Linked DNA regions of Mus musculus: regions 2 and 3 are each linked to region 1. The links are chromatin loops, found by intact Hi-C in ENCODE. Cell type or tissue: heart. All regions are shown on one strand.

Region 1 (8,000 bases):
TCAGATCTTATTTTAAATTCCATAAACTTATTTTAAATTTCATTAAAAAAAAATCTTGTGCCACATGTGGTGGCACACGCCTTTAATCCCAGTACTTGGGAGACAGAGGCAGAAGGATCTCTGTGAGTTCGAAGCCAGCCTGGTCTACAAAGTGAATTAGAGGCCAGCCAGGACTATTACTGTCTGGAAAAAAAAAATCTTGCAAGTTAATAATAATATTCAAACAAAATTTAACCATACCCAAGGTCAGTACAACTTAGTGAACTTCTATACAGTTAGAATTGGCATAGAAACAGAAGCTATAGAGCTTCATGTTAAATTTTACACCTTTAGTGTCAAATGTATTTTTTGCAATTGTCCACCATCCAAATCAAAAAATAAAAAACTGTGACGGAGTTAGAACTAGGAATACATCAGCTTTTTGTCCCCTTTCTGTGTCCTGCTCTTTGTGCCATCCTTCCTCATTCCTTTATATTCAGCCTTTCTTATGCTCTTTCTTCATGTTATACTGTACCCACGGGTACTTTTGTTTTTATGCATACATATATTTTTGGCTAGATTCCACAGGAGGGAGAGTGTGTGGTTTATTTCTGAAGTTGTATGATCTCACCTAATATTCATACTGAGACTGTCCATTTTCCCGAAAACATTTTAACTTGATAGCCAAGTAGCATGCATATATATAATTTATACTTATATAACTTATGTATACATGGTTTATACATATACATAGTTTTTTTTACCCATTCATTTGTTGATTGTCAAGGTCGATTCCAAATCTTTGTTATAGTCAATAAAGCAGCAAGAAGCATGTACCGTCGTCTCCTATTCTTGTAAGGGGCTGGGTCACCTCACTGGGAAGTAACTGAGAGCAAATTCAGGACATGTGTCTGGGAGGGCAGAGGGAGCGGGCTTTAGGGTAGCCCTAAGCCTCAGATGATTCAGGGAAACACTGGGTGGTTCCAGAGACAGGGCAGGATGCCAGGCTTTTGTGCCCCACAGCCATGGATTACTGAACGCCCAGCCTCTTAGGGAAAGATAGTTATGGGTGGGGCCATTAATGTAAGGGCTGACTCTGGGACCCCTCACAGCTACAAGTCCATTGCTTTCTTAGGACACATCCAACATCCACTAGTTCATCATCAAGACCCAGAGTGTCTTTCATACCCCAGGGCAATGCCCCTGCAATGGCTTAGGAGCCTTTGCTGACCAGATCTCCTACTTCATGGGAACAATGCATGGCTCCAGGGAGGGAAAGACCAGTTGCTCTGGGCTCCAAACTACAGCCCCGTAGGCCAGCCTGTGAATGTGTAGGTCAGGCTGCACTGTGCCTGTTTACCCTAGAGGCCAGTGGCCAGCACCAAGCTCTCAAGGTTTGTCAGTCAAGAGGTGGCTGCAGGTCTGGCTTGAGGCCACTAATCACAATGGCTTATGTATATTGAAATGTATCAGGAAAGACGCTGAGACTGTGAGGGATGGAGATCGGAAGGCAGACTTCCTTTTTTTTTATATGCATGTCCTAAGATGACATCCATTCAAACTAGTAAATAAAATGAAAGAAATACATTGTGCCCAACACGAGGACTGTTAACCTGCAGTGTAGGTAGGCACCTTGCAGCAGGCCTTCTCTGGGTCCTCTCTCATGTCTGCTGCTTCCTGGGTCCTAGCTGCAGAACCTCTGCTACCCTAGGCTTAGAAGGGCTACTGCAGGACTCAGGGATGTGGCCCTGGCTCTAGCCCAGCCCTCCTGCTCCAAATTGGCCCCTGTGTCAATGATCAGATAAATGGGGGCAGGACAGCAGTTGCTATGGCTCCGCCCCCCACCCTGGCAGAGACCCTGCTCACTTGCCATGGGCGGTCTGGACCAAGCTCCCGCCTCCTCCCAGCCTATAAAGCCACCCTCAGTGCCCTTGCCCACTCTTGTCCCCTCCTTTGATACCCAGAGCCATAATGGCAGAGCTCCCCGTGACAGAGCTGCCTGGCGATGCTCTGTGCAGTGGGCGCTTCACCATCAGCACACTGATGGGAGGCGATGAGCCCCCACCAGCTGCCTGTGACAGCAGCCAGCCCAGCCACTTAACACACGGCAGCACCTTATACATGCGCACCTTCGGTTACAACACCATAGACGTGGTGCCGGCCTACGAACACTATGCTAACAGCGCTCTGCCCGGTGAGCCCCGGAAGGTGCGGCCCACCCTGGCTGACCTGCATTCATTCCTCAAGGTAAGCAGAAGTTCAAAGACTGGCCGCTTCCTGGCTGGGTAACGTTGGCATGATTGCCCAACATGTTCTGTCATTCGTGTTGTGAAAATGACTGGGCATCTTCCTCTAGGGTCAAGACACCCAAATGAATAGTGGACAGAGGTGCCATGAAGCTTGGGGGCACAAGTAATACATATTGTCCAGGCACCGGCAGCACAATGATAGCATAGCCTGCTGCTTATACAAATGCAGGTTGCACACCGCTGGGAGAGACTGTGAGAGGGAGGGAGGGAGCATGGTGAGCCCTCTCAAATATTAGCTCATCGGCTTCGCTGTCTGGGAGGCTGGAGGGTCCAATCCCTGTCACCTCACGGTTTCACCAACAGTTGGATGTTCTAACCTCTAACACTCTTCCGTGTTTCAAAGCTTCCCTCTGAAGGGACCAAACAAGACCCCTTGTTTGAATAGGGATGCTGAGATAGGTACTGGGATGAAGGTCCCAGAGTAGGCTGCGGTTGGTAGGAATACGAAATAGAAGATGACCATGCTGGAGTCCAGGCCTGGGTTCAAGACTCTCTGTGTCAGAGACCTGGTGTGTGGCGTGTGACATACTGCTTCACCTCCCATCCCGTGTCACTTCTCAGACTGCAGGCTTGTCAGACTCCAGCCCTCTGCCCTAGAGGGGAGGAGCCTCCCGGAGCAGAAGCATTCTGAATGCTCAGCTTGCTTGCTCTCTCTGGTGTTTCTCCAAGCTTCGAGTAGCATTGTACCCAGGAAGCTGTCCAAGGGCTGCCTGTGTGGCAAAGTGGGGCAGGCAAGACTGAATACAGACACCCAGCCCCTAACCCCCATTGCCTGACTCCTATTGGTCTCTGGGCCCCCAGCAGGAAGGTAGCCACCTGCATGCCCTGGCCTTTGATGGACGGCAAGGTCGTGAGCTGACTGATGGACTTGTGGAAGATGAGACAGGCACCAACAGTGAGAAGAGCCCTGGAGAACCTGTTCGCTTCGGCTGGGTCAAGGGGGTGATGGTGAGTGGCTGTGGCCCGGAGCTTGATGTCTAGACAGGGTGGGGGTAGAGCCCCATTCAGCCTCAGCTTTGACTCTCAGGCCCTAGTGAGCAGTTTAGACCTGGAGCTCAGTTTGGGCCTCAGTTTCCCCATCAGCAGTGGCCTCCAATTAATTGTATTTGGCTTCCCACAGTTCTTGGGCGCTCTTGGCCAAGACCCAATCCTAAGAAGATCTCTGCTTAGCTACTCACTAGTGTTGTAGCCTTAGGAAAGTTACTTAGCTACTCCTGCCTCAGTTTCCTCACCCGTAAAACTGAGCATTAAAATAGTTGTTAGGTGTGAGAGTTCTTGGATCAATGCCTGCTAGGGGGTTATTAGAAGAAATTCCCCACATGGCCACTAGAGGGCAGCACTAACATACACATCGACAATCCCTCCTCTCCCATCGCATACCATGGTACAGCCTAGTGTTAGCTGTAGTATGAAGCATAAGTAACCCTTCAGGAAGTAAAGACTCAATGCCCTTGACTTTGAAAGACAATATAGGGTTCTACAAAGATGTGGGGATGGGGTACAGGAGAAAGCAGAACCAGAGCCTTCACCCCCTCCCCGGGGGCTCCACATTCAGAGTTGGGACACCCCCCTGATCTGTGTTAGCCAGAACCAGGCACACCCTGATTTTCATCTCAGCAGATGTGAGCCCCAGAAATCTCATGAGTGTGAAGGTCACACGTCCCTACCTGGCCCTAGTAGTTGGCAGGGCCAAAGGCCTTGTCGGACCCTCCCATTTGGAATTTCAGCCCCAGTGATGACCTCTGGCTTTGCCTTTAATATGGAAGCAACCTGAGCTTTGATTTCTGCTCTACGTGGGGTGCTGGCTTCCCCTGGCTTTTGCTGATGCCTTCAGAATACTATGCCCGGGGTCAATAAGCTGCCCAAGGCAGTGGCTGGCCAGGCCTCCACGGCAGAGTGGGAGGAGGTGGGATAAAAATTGTCCTCCCCTTTCACCCCCAAGCCAGGCAGTCTGATCCCATGGGAGGGAGAGCACAAGAAACATCAGGTGTCCCCTAGACCTGGGAACAAGCACACGAGGCTTTGGCTTTGGGCACCTGGCCCTCAGGAAGCCTCTAACCCCACTCTCCTGCCAGATCCGTTGCATGCTCAACATCTGGGGAGTGATCCTCTACCTGCGACTCCCCTGGATTACGGCGCAGGCGGGCATCGGTGAGTGCCACCTCAAGGAGAAGGGAATGCACGAGTGCTTGCATTCTGGTCCCAACCCCTTGGGCTGTAGAGACTCCAGGCTAGGTCCGCTCCTTCCCAGCACACCCTCAGATGGCAGCAGCCACGGGTGGGGTGGAGTGGAAGAGACCATTGGATGCAGAGTCAGCAGTGTCAGGGTACCTCGGCAAGCCGACTTCTAGCGCAGAGTATTTGTGCTCAGAACTGGGACTCTAGAAGACCAGAGTTCAGATGCTGGGTAGCCTTGAGTGCCAACCATCTCTGAGCCTTGGTTTCCTCGTGGGTAAAACGAGTCTGATGACAGTTCCTGCCTCCAGAGCTGCTGTGCAGCTTCCAAGGTGCTGGAAGGCAGCCTAGGCTTTAGTACCTGAAGGCTCTCAGTACATGGTAACTACTGCTTTCTTTATATTGCCAAAGGGGGCGACTTTCTTTCTGTGCCTGCAAACTATTCACACATTGGCACATGAACTTGCTATTAATCAACTCACCAAGGAAAGTAGACAAACCAACCTTATCTTAGTCTGGGGAGGTAGATGTGTGTGTGTGTGTGTGTGTGTGTGTCACATGCTGTCTTGTGCATCTTTATATTTGATTGTGCAGAGTCCAGAGAAAACCTCAGACATCTACCTCAGGAGCCATCCTCCTCCTCTGAGATGGATCTTTCATTGGCCCAGATCTCACTAACTAGACTAGACTGGCTGGCCAGCAAGCCCCAGGGATCTTCCAATCTCTGCCTCCTCAGTACTGGGCTTGCAGGTGCATGCCACCCTGCCTAGACTTTGGTGTGGGCTGTAGAGACCAAACTCAGATCATCCTGCTTGTGAGCCAAGCACCTTGCTAACTCCCAGGTGCTCTGGCTTTTTTGTGACAGACTCCTGTATATCCCAGGTCTCAAACTCACTATGTAACAACCAAGGATGACCTTAGAGTTCTAGCTACCAGGATTTCTAGCTCCTAGAATTAAATGTGTGTGCCACCATGCCTGGGTTATGTGGTACTAGGGCTCAAACCCAGGCCTTGTGCTATTTAATAGACTTTTATTGTCCTAACTGAGCTATATCTCTAGTCTTTATTTTTAGTGAGTTTTATATTTGGGGGCTTTTTGTGGGGGTTGCTGTTATTTGAAGTGAGTTCTGTCTCTCTATGTAAACTTGATTGTTTTAGAACTTGCTATGTAGATCAGGCTGGTCTTGAACTCACAGAGATCCACCCGCCTCTGCCTTGTGAATGCTGGGATTAAATACATGTGACATCACGCCCAGGGCTTCTCTCTCTATTGCCCAGGCTGGCCTTGAACTCTCTACCTCCAAAATTCTGGGGTGGCAGGTCTGCACCTCGGCCTCTGACTGAGACCCACAGTTCTTCAGGTGGCAAACTAAGGCTCAGAGAAAGGGACTCGGGTCACATGGGGATTGAGGGGGCTGACCTGAGAAGTGTGTTGATTGAGTTTTGGGGTGCTCCCATTCATTCACCCCCACACAGTGCTGACTTGGCTCATCATCCTGCTGTCGGTCATGGTGACATCCATCACCGGCCTCTCCATCTCCGCCATCTCTACCAATGGCAAGGTCAAGTCGGGTGAGTTCTGGGACCATCTTTATCTGGACACCATGCATTCTGAGCTACTGCCCCACCCCTGGCGTACCCTGTCATGCCCACCTTGCTTCTGATGGGGACTTGTAGGGGCTCTTTACCTCTCAAGCTGGTCTCCATTGTCCACCTTGTGGCCCTTGGTCCTGCCCCTCTTGCACTACAGTTTCTTCTCTGGCCCTCTGCTCTGCCCGCTAGGTGGCACCTATTTCCTTATTTCCCGGAGTCTGGGACCAGAGCTGGGAGGCTCCATTGGCCTCATCTTCGCCTTTGCCAATGCTGTGGGTGTGGCCATGCACACTGTGGGCTTTGCAGAAACCGTAAGGGACCTACTGCAGGTGAGGGACCTGGCATGGGGCAGAGGGAGTGGGACAACCCCCCTCCACCCCCCAGCACCTCCCCCACACACACTGCTCCTCACTGAACCGGGCCTTCCTTCTCCTGCCTAACCTTCCCTACCAGTGACCAACGCTACATCTTGTCACTTTGAGTGACAATAAAAGTCTTTACTAAGTATAGACCATCCTCACAAGCCCCCTTTGGGGTGCATGCTGCCTTTGGGCCATGTTGTCCATGACCACACAGTAGCCCTTTGGGGGAGGGTATGCCCTAAGTGGAGTGGGGTTGGGGTTCTGGAGGAACAGATGTGAAGACTGAACACACAGCTGGCCTGCTCCCCCACTCAGGAGTATGGCACACCCATCGTAGACCCCATCAATGACATCCGCATCATCGGTGTGGTCACGGTCACTGTGCTGCTGGCCATCTCGCTGGCTGGGATGGAGTGGGAGTCCAAGGTGAGGAGGGGATGCTGGGTGGGAGAGGGCAGACCTGGCTCTGGCTTTGCCTCTTCTTAGTGTATCAACTAGGATTGAAGTGTGGCCACTAGGATAAAAGAAAAACCCTGAGACGTCCTGTAACCCTCCTAAGGATGTGGTGTAGGGCTAGCATGGTGGTTTCCATGGAGCAGGGGAGGGGCGTGAAGATTCCTTCCATCCTGTGACCTGTCCATCCCCGAATGTGGCCCTTATTGACCTGGATCACAGTGGCCACCATTGTCACATCTGTGGTCCAGGTGGAGGGGCAGGGAGGAGTGAAAGAAAAGAAGGGAATTCTCTAGCCACACTTTTAGGCTAAGCCAAAGGTTGTGCACATAACTCCTGCTCACACCCTATTGGCCACACAGAGCTACAAAGGGAGGCAAGAAAATGTGTTCTTCAACCCTGCTAAATCCTGTATTCAGCCAAATGTCAGAGGTTACATATCAGGAAACCAAAGAATCACTGGGCTATAGCCAGCAGGCTGGCCCAGGGGGAGCCTTTGATTGGCAGGGGCCTGGCTTGCGTGCCTTGCTTCTCCATGTTGCTCTCTGGCCTCCTGGCTCTTCAGTCTCCAGGTGGTTCTGTGCTTCTCCAGCCGCCCTCTTGACAGTATCTGCTGCTGGGAATGAACACTCTGCTAACGTAGCCCCCGACCTGACTCCATCATAACTCCTGTTTCTAGTCTCAGATCAACTTGTTCGCTGTCACGTCCCTGACTCCTCACTGTCTGACTGAGATGAGGAGGCAGTCACGTGGGTAAGGGAGTGAGTGACCCTGCAGGCCCCTGAAGGCTGACCTCCGGTGTCCTTTACTCCAGGCCCAGGTGCTATTCTTTCTTGTCATCATGGTCTCCTTTGCCAACTACCTGGTGGGCACACTGATCCCAGCATCTGAAGACAAAGCCTCTAAAGGCTTCTACAGCTACCATGGTACGTGAGGTCAGGAGCTTCCCTTGGCGGTGACTCAGTGGATGGGGGTCTGTGTATTTGACTCCTTACATGGGCACAAGAGGCCGGATCTCCTCCCAAGGCCACAGGCTTCCAGGTATCCCACTGCTGTTTGACTGGGCCCAGTTAGATGGCTAAGCCCTGTGGGTGGCTCTGACTTAGGCATTGGTTTTTCCAGGGGACAT
Region 2 (8,000 bases), 160 kb after region 1:
GTACAAACTATGCAGTGCCCTGTGTGTCCCCAGCTCCTGTGGGCCCTCTTCTTTTCAACTTCCTTTGGTCTCCTCCCAGCTTCTCCTGAGAACAATCTCCAAGTGACTTGTGACCTCCTGCCCCCTGGTCCAACCACAGTCCTATCTCTATCAGTGTGAGGGGCAGAGGACAGATGTGAACGAATGTCAGTGCTTTCCTGAAAGCCTCATTCTTGGTTCTCAGCTGTATGAAGGGTCTGCTTCATGCACCCCTCAAAGGGCTGGAGGGAAGCCAGATTCTCTCACATAGTAGATTGGGGGCCTCATTCGCAGTGATCCTTGAGATATACAGCATGTCATGGGAGACAGCACCCACATCCCAAAGTGTTGCAAGGATCTGAGGAAACCCCCACCCCCACCCCACCCAGGGAAGGCAGAGAGGGCACGCTGTAAACTGAGAGACAAACCAGAACAGGAAAACCCTGAAGCCTCTGTAGCAGGAAAGCATCACACTTCACAGCCTCATAGGAAGTCATAGGAAGGGGCTTAGTTTGGGCAGGTGTGGTGCCTTAGTGGTGCCAGTAACCTTCCCTTACCCGTCTCTTCTCCATAGCCTGCTAAACAACACCGTGGTACTCACATTTGCCCAGGAGCCGAGGGAGCAGGAGGGGAGCTGCAAGGGGTAAGGACCCAGTATGTGCACCTCTTTGGGGTGGAGATGTGCCCTCCCTGACCCAGGAAGACCTAGATAGGAACTCACAAAGTAGGCCTATCTCTGTATCTCAGAAGACAGAGTGTTTGTGTGATAGTGCATGGAACCCTGGGCTCAGTTTCCCCACACTGTACAAGTCAAACATGGTGGCATCTAAGATACATGAGATCCTGTCTGAAATACTGATCAAGAATTCACCATGGGTCAGGCAGTGAGCAGGTGTGGCGGGAGACATGGGTCTGATGAAAAAGGAGCAGAGGGCAGACTACTGGTATGCCAGGCCAGGCTGGGATGGCTAGACAATAATTATTCAATGGAAGCTTAAGGTTTTAGCCTAAATATTGAGAGTAGTCTGTCTGGCATGGCGTTCTGATATGGCCAGAACTCCTACCTTCCTTTGGCAAAGGGGTATATGTTTCCCTCCTTTGAGGGACTTGCAGCACATGGCCAGAGGCTTAGCTCTGTGTCTTGTGTGTCTAATCACAGGCTATTGCATATTGCATAGGGTCTGAACTCTGAAGGTTGGTGGGAGGGGATCTGTCATCTCTACCATCCCCTGTGGTGATAATGACAATGATATTAATGGTGACCATAACCAAGGTGAATTGAGCACTTACTCAATGTAAGTGTACAGCTAGCTAGCACTAGACTGAGACAACTCACATGTGCCAAACTAGTCCCAGAGAGAGGCTAGCCCCAGTCACATGCCAGACTAAAGTCTCACGACCCTGGCTAAGCACCGAGACTGAAAGGTTGACAGTGAGTTTGGCAATGGACCCTGGAACCAGAGGCAAGATGTGTTGAGTCTGGCCTTGCTATGTGTTCCTCCAGGAGGGCACCACTTATCAGCTTCGTGTCTCCTGTGACCTCCGAGTTGTCCCAGAGATCTCGAAGGATCAGGTACAATGGCAATATTCCCTTCCTTGTCCCCAAGCCTTAAGCCTGTCTCAAAGGCTCCCCAGAAGACACCACAACCTGCCATGTCAAGGAGTTATGGCTGTCAACTTCTTGTTTCCTGCATAGCCCATCCCTCCGTCTCCTCCTACTGTCTAGGCAGCCCTATCCTGTACCCTGCACCCTGGGCTGGAGAGACTCTGAACTGAGAAAAGGGGAGCCATGAGCCTCTGATCCCCAGTTCTGGGCATCAGCCTGGGCTCCCCTCAGCTCTGCATCTTCCCATCAACATCACCTTCTTTTTGCCTGCCTGCCTGCCTGTCTGTCGGTCGGTTGGTCTGTCTGTCTCTCTCCTTGCCTATCTCATTCACAGTTTGTTTCTTTCTCCAAGGTCCTCATTCTTATCTCTCCTCTGTCTTTGCTTTTTGTCCCTATCTGTCTCTGCCACTGTCACTCTGTGTCTCTTTGTCTCTGCCTATGTCTATCTCTAACTACCCCTGATGCAATCTCTACCTGTCTCTGTCTCTATTTCAACCTGTCTGTCTCTGTTGCTCTCTTGTTTATTTCTGTCTCTCTCTCTCTCCAACCCCAGCCCTATGCCTCTCTGCTATTTGGGGCATGCTGTGTGTTAGTCCTCCTGCCTTTCTCAATGCCATGTACCACAATCCCACCCTTCTGCCCACTAGGGGCAGCTTTCCTCTGGATACAGTGTCTGGTGGGCACTGCAGAGCTGTGTGGGTCTTGCCCCTTGCAGGCTGACACACTGTGGCTTCCTGGCCAAGCACACAGAGACGCTCTGTGAGGCACTGAGAGCCAGCTGCCAGACCCACAACCTGGATCATCTTGAGTGAGTATTTGATTCCAGAAAGGCAGCGGTGGGGACAGTAGAGTGTTGCTTGGTGATAGAATGCAGGTGTCCTGTTTTCTTTTGAAGAGTCTGATCCCCAGATTTCTTTCTCATTGACATCAGAGACCCTTCAGAGACCTGGGGGGCGAGGGGGGAGGGACAGTGACTTTCTTTCCAAATATACATCTCACACTGGTGCCCTTTGCAGCCATGTCTGGCTCCCAGAAGACCACAAATCTTAGAAAGAATGGTGGGGGTAGGGGGATGGAAGTGTCCCGTGTGTGAAGTGCAGAGTTGTGACGTAGTGCTTAGATTGGGTTCCTGGTCCCAGGAACCAGGTGACCACACTGCTGCCAAAGCAGAACCTACATCCTCCACTAACCTTTGCTTCTTCCTTTCCAGCCTATCAGACAACTCTTTGGGGGGCAAAGGAGTGATCCTGCTAACCGAGCTGCTCCCAGGACTGGGTCCCCTGAAGTCCTTGAAGTAAGCAACTAACCACCCCCCAAGGCCTCTGGGTTCCCACCAGTGAGAGGGGTTGTTCGGGTCTTCTTCTGGATACAGTAAAGATGTAACCAGAAAGTGCGTATGAGCCCTCTTCCCACAGCAACACACAGGCAAGTGTTCAACAAGGCCTCCCCCTGGCTTGACTAAACACTGACTTACTTCAAAGAACTCAGGGCCCCGCCGTTTGCTTCAGGCCTTCTCCAAGCAGCTCCTTTGTGTCTCCTTGGAGAAGAGATAGCTTTCCTCCCGCTCCTGTTAAGGAGTCTCCTCCCATTTTTAATTTACCCTGAGTCCCGCCATTCCCTTATCAGGCGGCAAAATAGAGTTCAGAGGGCGCTCTGGGCTCCAGTTGTCACCTTGAGCAAGTTCCTACCTGCCTAGCTCATCTCCACAGCTGTGCAGTGAAGTTGGGGGGGAGGGTTGTGATGGTCACCTGGGGGTTCACTGGGGTCTGCCATCTGCGGCCAGAGACACTCCCATCACTGGCCCTGTGCTCTGAAATTCAGAGAGCGTGTCTGAGTCCTTCACCACTGTCACTGTGTGATCCTCAGCCTCAGCAGGAATGGCTTGTCCATGGATGCTGTCTTTAGCTTGGTCCAGTGTCTGTCTTCCCTGCAGTGGGTGTTCCACTTAGATGTCAGGTGAGTGGCTGCCCTGTCCCCCACCCTCTCCCTCCTCTCATAAGCCCCTGCTGAGGCCTCATTTTTACAGGTCATTTGGGGTCATCCTCAGGATCTTAGATGATACCAGGTGCAGTGAAGGTGTGCTAGGATTAGTGAATGAAATAAATGAATGAACGAATGGACAAACGAACGAATGAATGAATGAATCAGTAAAGTTTGTGGCTCCATGGTACCAGGAACAATCAAATTTCTCCAAACTCTCCTTGGGACAAACATCTTTCCACTCTCCCTTACCCTCCAGGTTGTCCTTAGATACTCCTGAGCAAACTAGGGGCTGGCTGGTGGCCTTCGGGGCTCAGGGACTGGCTTAACTGGCATCTCCAGAGTTTATGAAGCTGGAGGGGAAGGCACCAGCCAACCCACAGCCCTGGATCTCCCCCATATAAAAAGCCTGTAAAAACCCTCTGCCTTTCTCCTCCTTCCCTGAGAATCCTAAGAATAGAGGTGTGGTGGCAGGTGGCCAATGCTGGTCCTTAACGTTAGGGTTCTTATGTCCTTATTTGGATAGAGCATGGAAGCCTGCCTTCTCTCCTGCTTTACCACGAGAGGGCGCTGAAATAATAGGCCAAGAGCCCTGCAACCAAGACTAACCGTGGCTGTCGATTGATCCATTGTTACTATAGTCCCTGGGTGGCAGGCTATCTCCTGGTCCCTTAAGCCCTTCTCGGGAGGGGACCCTTGGCCTCTTCTCAACCAGCTTCCTCCTCTTCGCTTTTAGCCTTGAGAGTGACTGCATCTTCCTTCGAGGAGCTGGGACCAGCAGGTGAGGAGAGGAGATTTGGGCAGTCGAGCTAGCCTGTAGCTCTGATTCCTGCTTCTTGTGGATGCACAATCTCCACCCTGACAGACATTTTGGTGCCCAAGAATGACCGCCAGGTCTGGCGAGGTCTCTGGGGCAGCTTGGCTAACTAGTCAGCAAGCCCCTGCAAAACCAGGCTAACTCCAATTTAGCACTTCACAGGCTCTTCCAGCTGCCCCCTGGTGGCAACAGGCGTCATGGCCCGAACCCTGGAGGCTGTCCACACAGCTGGGCAGTGACTTCACCACAGCTAACGCAGGCGATCAGAAGCCAGGCTAGCCCCTGGCTTAGGTGCTCTTGGTTCCCTAGCTTAGGGTCTCTGCGGGATCTCAGGGCAAAAGAATTGTGGATCAGGGAGACAGAAATACGGTTTTGACAAAGTGGTGGCAGGGGAGGCACTCCATTCTGTCTCCACTCACCTGGTTGGGGGCTGCCCTGGACGGGTGTGAATTGTTGATTTTCCTCGCCCCAGCTTCCCTTTCATGGATCTCAGTTCCTCCACCTGAACAATGAGGGGCCTGGCTGGAATCAAATCTCCAGATCCCTTCCAGGTGTGGAAGTCCTGAGGGCGTGGGAGCCCCCCAGGTGTGGCTCAAGCTTTCTTTTTGCTATGCTTTTCCCCCTCCAAGGGATGCACTAGAACCAAAATTCCAGACTGGAGTCCAGGTACTGGAGCTGAGTCAGCGGTACACCTCCCGGAGCTTCTGGTACTGTTTCCCACTTTTCTTTAGGGGTCAGGGATTGGGCAGAGCCAGGAGCTCGGGGTTATAAATTAAAAGAGTTTGAGAGATGGGAAAAGAAAAGGACAGGGGACCTAGCTCTGGGGGTTGCTGGGCCCTTTGGATCACCTCAGTGGAGCTAAGGCCTGACACTCTCCTAAGAGAAGATTGTCATATCTCTGAAACACACTGGAAACCCACTCTCCCCCACCCTGACTCTCTCTCTGTCTGCTTTTGAGACTTTCATTTCTAGAAAGGGGTTTATGTCATACTCCAGAAAAGTCTGGCCACAAGGGGATCTAGGGGATTTCCCAACTAGGCCACAAGGGGCTAGAAGACCTTCCTGAGACCTGGCATTCTCCCATCAGAGCTGCCTAAGTAAGAGATGCCTAAGCTGGTGCCAACAGAGCTATTCAGAGGGAACTTGTCATGCCCCAGGCAGGAGAGGCAACATGAACAAAGGCCAGGATGAGGGCACGTCTGGAAGCATTGCAGTGTAGCTAGAGCACATAGCAGCAGAGCTTGGGCGGGGTGTTCAGTTTTTACTTAAGGGTACTAAGGAACCACTGAGGGCTTTAAGCAGTGGATTTTGAGCAGTGGGGAGGCCCCATTAGATTCTCAGTGTTGAAAGATCAAACACGAACTGGAGAAAGGATCCAGCAGTTAAGAGCACTCACTGCTCTTGCAGAGGACTTGGGTTCGGTTCCCAGTATTCACACAGCAGGTCACAACCATCCCTACCTCCAATAACAGGGGGTCTGACACCGTCTTCCGTGGGCAGCAGGCATGCACTTGGTGCATGTGTATGCATGCAGGCAAAACACATTTTACAAATTAAAAAAAAGGTGAGACCCTCAGAGGGTGGTGATGGATTGTGACATCGAGAGTGGAAGTCAGAGGTGATAAGGAATCCAGGTGAGTGAAGATGAGGCCTGGGCTCCGGCAGAGGTGGTGGACAGAGAGGAGTCACCACGTGGAGCAGCTTTGATGTAGATATCGTGATGGCTGGTCACAGGAGAGTTGGGAAGGGGAGTGTGCTCTGCGGGGCATAGGAGAGGCACCTGAGGCCTGCAGTTCTGGGGAGGGTGTCTGATAGAAGAAGGGTCCTCTCTGAAGCCCCATCCTCTTCCCTCTCTCAGCCTTCAAGAGTGTCAGTTGGAACCCACGAGCCTTACCTTCCTCTGTGCCACTCTGGAGAAGAGCCCAGGGCCTCTGGAAGTCCAGTAAGTAATAAGACAAAACCCGGAGTGCACAGGGTGGCTGGGTGGCTGTGCAGAAAACTGGGTGAGGGCTTATAGGGGAGACTTGATAAATCTTTGACGGCCTTCTTCCACCAGACCAATCAGCCCTACTCTGCCAGTTATGAGACCCATCAGTGGTCAGGCCCTCTCCCAGGAGCCTCAAGTACTGGACCACATGGAGTTCTGTCTCAGAGCCCCACACAAGTCTCTCCTTCATCCTGCCTCTATGGCTAATCTCATCACCTTTGAACCCCTTGTCCCTGAAATACCTCACACTTCAGAACAACCAGGCCCTTGACCATAACCAGGAGTTCTCTCAGCCACATGGAAGCTGGCTGAGTCCTTGTACTTCAGTTTCTACTTCTGTGAACAAGACATTGAGCCTTTCCTTGGGAGTCAGTGTTAAGATTCTTATACAAGAATAACCTTTTTAAAAACTGTAGGCTGGAGCCCCTCGCTAAGCAAACCCGTCCTCTCACCGAATCATGGTGTCATTTGTCACAGTCTTGTCCTCCTCTCGCTCATTGTATACTATGTTTTTACTTTCTGGTTGTGTAGTTCTTATCCAAGATACTCAGGACTGGAAGGGTTTTAAATTTTCTTCAGATTTTGGAATGTTTGCATATGCAGAATGGGATACTTTGGGAAAGGGAACCGGGTCTAAACACAACATTCACTCGTTTCGTGTAAGCCCTCTGAAAGCAATATCCCGTTTCTATAATGGACCTGCTGCACTTAGGGCTGGGACCTGTCAGGACTGGAATTTTCCACTTGCAGTGTGACATCAGCGCTCAAACTATTACAGACTTTGGATTTTGGATTTTCCGATTAGTGAGCCTATAGTCTCACCTGCATCAAACCTGCTTTCCCAGGTTGTAGCAACCTCATGCCCTGACTTCTGGCTCCACCTCAAATCAATTCCAGACCATTGGACAAGCTAATCCGTGTAGACCTCAGGTGTGTTTCCTATGCACTTCTCCGTACAAAACACACCCAGAAAGAGGGGTTTGCATCGTCTGAAAGGATTGAATCCAGCCATGGGAGATCTCCCTGCAGCTAATTACTATTCAGTGACAGTGTGGTTTTCTCTCAGGGTCAGGTCGTGTGAGTCCAATTCATTAAAAGCATTTTATTACATTTATTCACTTATTGTTTGGGGATGGGAGGGGGTGTGTTGTACCCACACGTGCAGTGTGTGTTCAGAGGTCAGAGGAGAAGTTTCACGAGTCATATCCCAGGGATTGAATTCAAGTTGTCAGGCTTGGCAGCGAGCAAGTATCTTTGCCCTTGGAGCCATCTCACCAGTCCTCAGTTCACTGTTTCTTTTTACAGCTTATTCTATTTATTTTGTGTACATACGAGGGTGTGCGAGCTGTGGTGCTTACTCTCGGAACTCAGTGGAACTCAGTGGAGTTCATGGTTATCGGTTCTCGCAGGTCACCACATAGGTCCCAGGGAGCATCTCAGATGTCACCCTCCCCAACTGATTCTTTTAAACAAATTCCTTTAGAATAAGTTTAGACAATGTTTCAAAAAAGTTACAGAGAGTCAGCATCTGCTACACTGTGTGTTTGTTAAGGCATTACAGTGGAGAAGCCCCCTGAGGCCCATCTGGGCCA
Region 3 (8,000 bases), 250 kb after region 1:
ATAACTTAATACCCAGAAAGATTATAAATGGAAGTGCTGTAGCCCCCTCACCCCCACCCCCAGAAGCATGGATAAAAAGAGGACCACAGCAGCCGGGCATGGTGGTGTATGCCTTGAATCCCAGGACTTGGAAGACAGAGGTAGGTGGATCTCTGTGAGTTTGCGGCCAGCCTCATCTACAGAGTGGAGTTCCAGGACAGACAGGGCCACACAGAGAAACCCTGTCTCGAAAGACAAAAGAAAAAAAGGAAGGAAGGATCAAGGCAAATACTAGCATCAAACAGGCTGGGGCGCTCTGACCACTATTCCTCACTATCAGCCTAACTACAGCTAGCTAAAACCCTGAGGTCTTAGTCACTGCTCTGTTGTGGAGAGACACCATGACCAAAGCAACTCTTACAAGAAAGCACTTAACTGCGGCCTTGCTTACAGTTTCAGAGGTTTGGTCCGTTATCATCATGGCAAGGAGCACACCAGCTTTATGGCGCTACAGCAGTAGCCGAAAGCTACATCCTGATTCATAGGCAGAGAGAGTCAGACCCAACACAGATTCTCCTCAAAGTCCCTTAGAACATTAACTCCAGGAACAAGTGACATAGCCTATAGCCCTGCCAAAGAACCAGGATTGCTAGGCATGGTGGAGCACACCTGGGATACTAGCACAAGAGCAGTCTAGTCTACAGAGCAAGATCCAGGCCAGCCAGGGCTACACAGGGAGATTCCATCTTTAAAATAAAAATTAGGATATACAAACCACAATACCACAACACAATTAAGTTAGGATTAGTAAGGAAAAACTAAGAACCGTATTTCATAGCCTCTAAGATGCTAGGATTATAACGTATTAATCGTGTGTGTGTGTGTGTGTTACTAAACTAGAATTGGTGTGAAGCCTAGGAGTCCACATTACTGACATTAATAAACCAAGGCAGAGAAGCTCAGAAACTCCTGCCCCAAGAGGCTAATGTGTCACCTTGCTTTGAAAGCAACATTAAGTGATGCATTTTGAAAACCCAAGAGAGACTCTATACAGATCACCAAATAAGCTAACAGATCCTTTCCTAAGTATGATATAAAGACTGATCAAGGGAGACAGCTGAAACACCATTTGGCAGTGCAAGAGTACCTAAGAGGTAACTGCCCACCTGGAGACTCATCAAACTGGCCCAGGTCTGACTCCTGAGAGCTGGTGGACTTTGGGAGGCTTACATGGGGTGTTTAAAGATTCATGGTTTGTTAAGGCTTCTTCTCTGACCACAATCCTCCCCCTGCTGCTGCTGTACCACGATGACATTTTACATGTGCTCAGTGTTCCTAGGAACATCTGCAGCAGATAGAGGATGTGCCAAACCACAAGGCTGCATCAATACACTCTATTCAAAATATGTGGCTGGTTGCCAATACACCATATTGATTTTCCTAATAGACTGCACTTTACAGCATTTTGCCCACGGTCTGGTTGGTCAAGCTGATTCAATCACTTTGGTGCCATTTCAGGATTTGAAAAGGGAAGAGCAAACATGACAAAGAACTTATCAGAATCTCCAGCAGTGCTACTCCCACGTCAGTCAGAGTGAGCGGTAGGCAGGTCTCTAACCTGTCACAGCTGCCCCATTCTCTCAATGCCTCTGCAGCAGCTGTTCTCTGGGTCTCTTCTCCCTTGCCTGTCCAGAGTCCCGGTGCCCTACCCTGTCAACATCTTTCTAAGCCCTTCTCTAGCTTCAGGAAGCACACTTCCAGCTGTGCTCCTCCGAGATGCTGTTACCCCATCACCAGCAGCAATCCTGAGGCATCTGCTGCCTCGTCTGCCTACAGATACAAAGCTCAGCACCGAACTCTTGCTTTATTACTGACAACTGTGGACAGAAGTTCTTCAACTCTCCAGCTGTCTTTCCATCTGTAAAACGGGTCAGAATAACCAATACTCTGAGGAACGGGGGAGAGCAATTTGTGAGGCCATTAGAGGAAATCTAACCTCCAGCAGGTGCTCAGGGAAAAGGAGCTGTATGTCAGCTGAATGAGTGATCCAATCAGGCTAGGAGCAAAGGCTACCGGGACACTAAATCTGGCAGGGGAGAGAGAAAGGCAAGCACACTGGAGCATTGTCCCAGCAACATGCTGAATAACCACTTGCTCTGGGCACCATTGCAAGTGGCATTTCAGACTATGTGGCCAGAGGAGATTTTCACCATGGGCACACGCTCGCTGACCTCTTATGTTTCACAGCTCCTGCCAACAGCTTTGCCTGGGAGAACTTGTTCTTGGTTTCTATGGGTTTCACGGCCAGCTTCTTCTCTACTTCTTTATTTTCTGCAGAAATTCCAACCTTGTTGAGATTACTGTGAGTTACAGGTTAAGGGTCAGATTAACCAAAGGAAGAAATGCTCCAGAGCGAAAGTAAATCCAGAGGACAACAAATATAATCCATTGGCCCCTCGGCAGAACTTAAATGTGACTTGGCCTCCCAAATGGTTGGGATCTAGATCTAAAGCACCAGATCCTGTATGTATGTATGTGTGTGTACATGTGTGTGTGTACATGTGTGTGTGAATGAAGGCACGTGTGTATCACTGCGTTCATGTGTGAAGGTCAGGTCTTAGTAATTTGCTGCCTCACACTCATGAATGCACCTGCACCCAGCCCTGCCTATGCTTTTGAACACGGCCTCTGGACTCCCGTTCTATGTCTGTAGCATTTATGATCTTCTCACTGAAGTGTTCTGATGTGCTGTACCAGCAGGACAAGCTGCTGCTTATGGTTCTCATCTGAGTGTCACCAACAGTCATGAGGACATTCTGCAAAACTGCATTTCACCTTTCAAAGGTGAGACTTAGTTACTTATTTCTAAGGAAGTCATAATAACTTCTCAATTTCCTTTATATTCCTTAAGATCTTTGTTATGTGACTGCCAAGACAGTTCAGGGAGTAAAGGACTTGCCACAATACTTGAGTTCAATCCCCAGAACACACATGGTAGAAGGAAGAAAAGACTCCTATAAAATGTTCTAACTTTCCACATGCATATTCTCTCTCTCTCTCTCTCTCTCTCTCTCTCTCACACACACACACACACACACACACACACAGAGAGACAGAGAGAGACAGAGACATACATAGACACAAAGACAGAGAGTGAGACAGACAGACAGACACAGAGACAGAGAAACAGAGAGAGAAACAGAGACAGAGACACACACAGAGAGAGGCTCAGAGAGAGACAGACAGGTTTGACCTGTTGGTGAAGGTCTATATTCCAGCTACTTGAGAGTGTTAAGCCCTACTCTGGATTATAGAGGGGTCAAGCCAGCCACAGCTGTGTCAACCTATCCTGTTATTCTGCTGTCCTCTGGGCAGAAGGCAGAGGGTCAGAAGAGTCAGTTTTAAGTTTGTAGCTGAGCAGGGCAGTGGTGGCGTACGCCTTTAATCCCAGCACTTGGGAGGCAGAGGCAGGCAGATTTCTGAGTTCGAGGCCAGCTTGGTCTACAAAGTGAGTTCTAGGACAGCCAGGGCTATACAGAGAAACCCTGTCTCAAAAAAACCAAGAAAAAAAATTGTTTACAGCTAAAACTGAGGGGTAACTTTGCATCAACTCTCAGCATGCACTTGAACCAAAGCCTGCAGCCAGTACTTATGCTCCCAGCTCTGACTGACATTCCATCCCAGAGCTTTTAACTTTCCTTTCTCACAATAAAAAGTAGAAAAAAGGCTAGGATATAGCTCAGTGCTAGCGAGGCTGCCTAGCATATGTAAGGTCCTAGGCTCACTCCCCAGTACCACTAAAGGCAGAAAATCCTTAAGCAGGGCACTTGTCACATCATGGTCATCACCAGCTCACAGGCTGTCACCCCTGCTGTTCTCTCCGCTAGCATATGTTCCTTCCGTTTTAGGCTCTTCCTCATAACTTCCTAAGCGGGTAAATATCTGACAGCTGTTAGGATGCAGCAGTGCCTTACTGCACAACAGTGACATCTAGTGCCCAAGACACCCAAGAAGAAGCCATTGAAAGATGGAGAAACAGAGATTACCTCATCACACACACCAGGCTGGGTGGCAAATGTCTTTACCACTGAACCACCTTGCCACCCCTCAATCTTCATTTTCTTAAAATTACATGTAAACACACACTCAGGGATGCATGTTTCCCACAAGTGTACAGAGGTAAGACGGCCCCTTGCAGGAGTCAGTTCTCTATTTTACCATATGGGTCCCAGAGATCAAATTCAAGTCATCATCTTGTCAGCCCCAAACGCTCCTTTTTATTGGGATGGTGAGAGGGTAGGAGGGGGGTTGAAACAAGAGACTTAATTTTCCTAGTAAAAAATGTCAAAGTCATTAGTACATTGCAGTTTCTACTTATAACTTTGTCACTAAGGCACAGAGTATCTGGCCACACTGCTGCCCACACTACTGTTTAGTGGACCTACTGTATATACACTCTGCAGGAAAATACTAGCTAGTACAAACAGAAAATCCTACTATCAAACCAGCCATAGTGACAGACACCTTTAATCTAAGCTCTGGGGAGAAAGAGGCAGGTGGACCTCTGTCCCTGAGTCTAACCTTGTCTACATAGTAAATTCCAAGCCAGCCAGGATGCACACTGACTGTCCTACCATCAATTACCAATTCACTGATGAAGCATGTTCAAACAGAACAGTGAGTTTACTCAACTTACAAAGCTTAAAATATCCAAATAGGCTTCCTTGTAGATGGGTAAAAGTTAGGATGGACTATCAATAGCTCCTGTGGGCTATATACTCATTTATTTATATATTTATTGAGAATTTACAATATTCCAGGCACCAGGAAAAAAAAATTCAGTCATTCTGGTTGTTACAGAACTTATTTTACATCTTAGCAGTAAAGAGATAAAAAGAGCCAGGCAAACAAATGAACATGTACCCTATTTAAAACAAAATGATGGGGCTTGGGTAGCTCAATAGAGTACGTGCTTAGAATGTATAAATTCCCAGATAACACTACATGTAATACCATTTGGTGGTAAACAGGATGTAATGGTACAGCAATCAGAAGCTGCAACCATACAAAGTGCTTGAGGAAAGGCATACAGAGCTGAGTCCTAAGCCATGAAATGCTAGCCTTGGGAAATCTGAGGGAAGGGCATTTCAGGTTGAGGAAACCATGAATTTGAGGCCTTGCAATAGAATCCATTTGATGTGCAAGGAGGGCAGAGGCTAGAGTAGAGTAAACGTCAGGAAGAGTGGCTACAGAACACCAGGCCAGGAGATTTATCATAAGTCATGCAGAGCTCTGCAGAGACTGATGAACGAATGCAGACTTGAGCCAGGCATGGTGGTGCACATCTTTAGTCCCAGCACTCAGGAGGCAGAGGAAGGTGATCTCTCTGATTTCAAGGCTAGCCTGGTCTACAAAGTGAGTTCTAGTCTAGTCAGAGCTAAACAGTGAGATCTTGTCTCAAAAAGAGGTCTACTTTAGACTAACTGCCACAGGGAGGAAAAAAAATCACTGGAGTATTTCAAAGTTACATGCTGCCAGATAACTTTTACAATTTCCCATTATGCCCAAAGAACAGATTGTTAGGGCAAAGAGAAATGGAAACCAATTAGTAGTAACCCTAGCAATACAGAAGAAAGTCTAGAGTGATGAGAAAGACAACAAGATTTAGAGAGGTTTGGAGAACGCTTCGTACGTACTTTTGGCTAAGGCAGAGTAGAGGAGACAGGGAAGGTGGGAAAGGCTATAATAGAGGGAAGCATGACTGGGGTCAATGTGGCATGAACTGACGACTGTTCATCATCTAAGTAAGACGTGCAGGAGCCTAGTAAGACATTCAAAGGCACATGGTATTCATTTGTAACTTTAGCACTCAAGAAGCAAGAGTCTTTAAGGCCAACCTAGTCTATGCAGTGAGACCATCTCAGGAAAATGGGAAAGTTATACAAGTAGATGTTTCCAACAAGGCACTATTAAGTCAAAGTAAAATGACTGTCCTTGTTCCCTGAGCCCACTTCGGGAGTAGTTCGCAGTGTATGGGAGGATAGTCTAATCTTGCTAAAACCAGAAGAGTAAGCAGAGTGTTTCTGAACAGGCCCTTTTAGGTCTGGGGAGAAGGCTCAGTAACTGTCTGGGCTAGCATGGGGACCTAAGTTCCAATCCTGAGCATGACTGTCCAAACCAGGCATGGTGGAGACAGGCAGACCCTAGGAGTTTACTGGCCAGGCAGCTTAGCTGGCATAGCAGGGCTCAGGTTCACAGAGAGCCTATCCAAGGGCCTAAAGCAGTGGGAGAGAGGGCCACTGGATGAGATTCTCTTTGACTTCAGTAAGCATGCACTGTGTGCACATACATAGAAAAGACCAGAAACATGACTTTTTAAATCTCACGTGATAATGTCTCCCCAGTGAGATTGGCTACAACGCCCATCTAAGTCTAATTCTACAAGGCAAGAATACCCCGCTACTGACTGTGAGAATTTATGCCTGGCTAATCCTGAAAAACATGGAATTTTGATTACAATAGATATGCACATACAACACACCCCACTAGTCACAGCCAATCAATCACTCAGAATCAGAGACATCAGTGCTGACAAACTGTAAGGGCCAGGTGGAAGGCCTCTTTATACTCCTGAGGAAAGCGAGGCATTTCTCTCTAAGCACAAAGGATATTCTGTACTCCTTCAGTTCCTCTAGTTCTTCTTCTCGCCGCTGCTTCTCTATCAGCTCCTGCTGCCGAGAAACCTCATCAAGGAAGTTGGTCTCATCTTCGTCTAACCCTCTTACCATGTTTTCTGAGGAAATAAGTGAACAAGAAGCACTAAGGAGACTGAGACAAACAACCTTCTCTGACCTTCCCTCCCCACACGTTTATTCTGTGTTCGGTGCGTGTGCACATGCTCCAGGGCACACACGTGACGGCTAAGGGATAGCCCTTGGGAGTCGATTCTCTCCTTCCAACTGTGGGATCTGGGGATCAACGCAGGTTGTTAGCTCACACAACCAGCACTGGTACTCATGAACCATACTGCTGGCCGTTTTCCTTTTTAAACAAGCAGCAGATTCTTTGGGCAATTACAAGGAAGAATTATTAAACACCATAATTTTAATAAATAGCATGGCATCAAGTCAAAGCATTTCTCACATTACTAGAAATTAGCACAGAATTCAAATCATATCTTAAGCTCTAAGTCAGAAGGAAGGCAGAAGATGGTCTTTTATCCACTGAATTGAGCTCCTGGAGGCTGGATAATCAAGATATTCTATTGCTAGTAACAAAGATGGTTTCACGAGGCTAAAGTACATCAAAAGGCTCAGTGAGTCCCTCAAACGTCCATTTTCAGAAGCTTACTGAATTTGAATTGCTCCTCATACTCCTGCTGCTTCCTGTCTTTCTGTTCCTGCAGCCGTTCGTACAGAGACCGAGGGTCATACGCCTCCTCTGGACATTCTGAAAGGGACACGGGATAAAGGAGACACAGAATTTAGGTTGTTTCATATTATTTTGGAATCACAAAGAGTTGGAAAAATAGTTAAGTCTCTATATATCTGAGGGTGAAAATAACACAAAGTCTAGTTTCCCTTTGCACCTCATACAGAAGGGGGCAGGCGGTTTTCAAAGACAACTATTAATGTCACGTTACTAACTGGATGGGCAGCCAGTTCAAACCTATTAGCAGCATCTCAGTTCAAACTGCCCCTCCACTTGTAGCAAGCAAGCAACTAGCAGAATCTCCTGGCAGGCGCTATGGTGGGGGGAGGAGGGTAAATACGGAGTACTGGTTCTGCTGTGGAGAATTCATATAGCTTACTTCACCCTGGGAGCCTCTAGTGAGGACAGTTATCACCTTCTTGGCAGAGTTTTTGCGAAGATTAAAGAGTTAAATGAGGGGCTGGAGCGCTGGTTCAGTGGTTAAGGGTACTTGCTGCTCTTCCAGAGGATTTGAGTTCAATTCCCAGCAACCACATGGTGGCCCACAACTGTCTTTAACTCCAGTTCTAGGGCATCTGACACCCTCATAC

What was found. A loop is a pair of places that touch in the nucleus more often than their neighbours do. Peaks named below come from ENCODE experiments on the same cell type or tissue, not always from the same donor. Only the 100,000 strongest peaks of a DNase experiment are listed, where the experiment ranks them.
Region 2: a loop joins it to region 1, with 5 times the contacts of the local background. A loop is called at or near these places in 37 of 42 quality-filtered maps.
Region 3: a loop joins it to region 1, with 4 times the contacts of the local background. A loop is called at or near these places in 14 of 42 quality-filtered maps.

Annotation. Positions count from the first base shown.
Region 1 is chr8:94,327,288-94,335,287 of GRCm38, forward strand. Slc12a3 (solute carrier family 12, member 3) reads left to right here and starts at 1,921. Exons shown (of 25, transcript NM_001205311.1): 1 at 1,921-2,226; 2 at 3,090-3,236; 3 at 4,364-4,439; 4 at 5,940-6,035; 5 at 6,246-6,385; 6 at 6,734-6,844; 7 at 7,686-7,797; 8 at 7,994-8,000. The coding sequence starts at 1,951. It also overlaps a transcript of Nup93 not described here. In heart, CTCF peaks have their summits at 3,589 (motif pointing right) and 6,238 (motif pointing right); DNase peaks (open chromatin) are centred at 3,152 and 3,646; H3K27ac peaks cover 267 bases; H3K27me3 peaks cover 2,044 bases.
Region 2 is chr8:94,487,991-94,495,990 of GRCm38, forward strand. Nlrc5 (NLR family, CARD domain containing 5) reads left to right here. Exons shown (of 49, transcript NM_001033207.3): 14 at 593-661; 15 at 1,523-1,591; 16 at 2,340-2,432; 17 at 2,835-2,918; 18 at 3,491-3,580; 19 at 4,341-4,385; 20 at 5,051-5,128; 21 at 6,280-6,363. Among named protein-coding and RNA genes, the nearest start is that of Mir7072, 13 kb to the right of the region's middle. In heart, CTCF peaks have their summits at 4,147 (motif pointing right) and 4,622 (motif pointing left); DNase peaks (open chromatin) are centred at 4,221 and 4,601; H3K4me3 peaks cover 520 bases; H3K27me3 peaks cover 2,462 bases.
Region 3 is chr8:94,580,674-94,588,673 of GRCm38, forward strand. It overlaps Psme3ip1 (proteasome activator subunit 3 interacting protein 1), which reads right to left. Exons shown (of 8, transcript NM_028221.4): 4 at 7,330-7,428; 5 at 6,651-6,772; 6 at 2,211-2,341. Among named protein-coding and RNA genes, the nearest start is that of Psme3ip1, 17 kb to the right of the region's middle. In heart, a CTCF peak has its summit at 3,968 (motif pointing left); no DNase peak of the experiment used is centred here.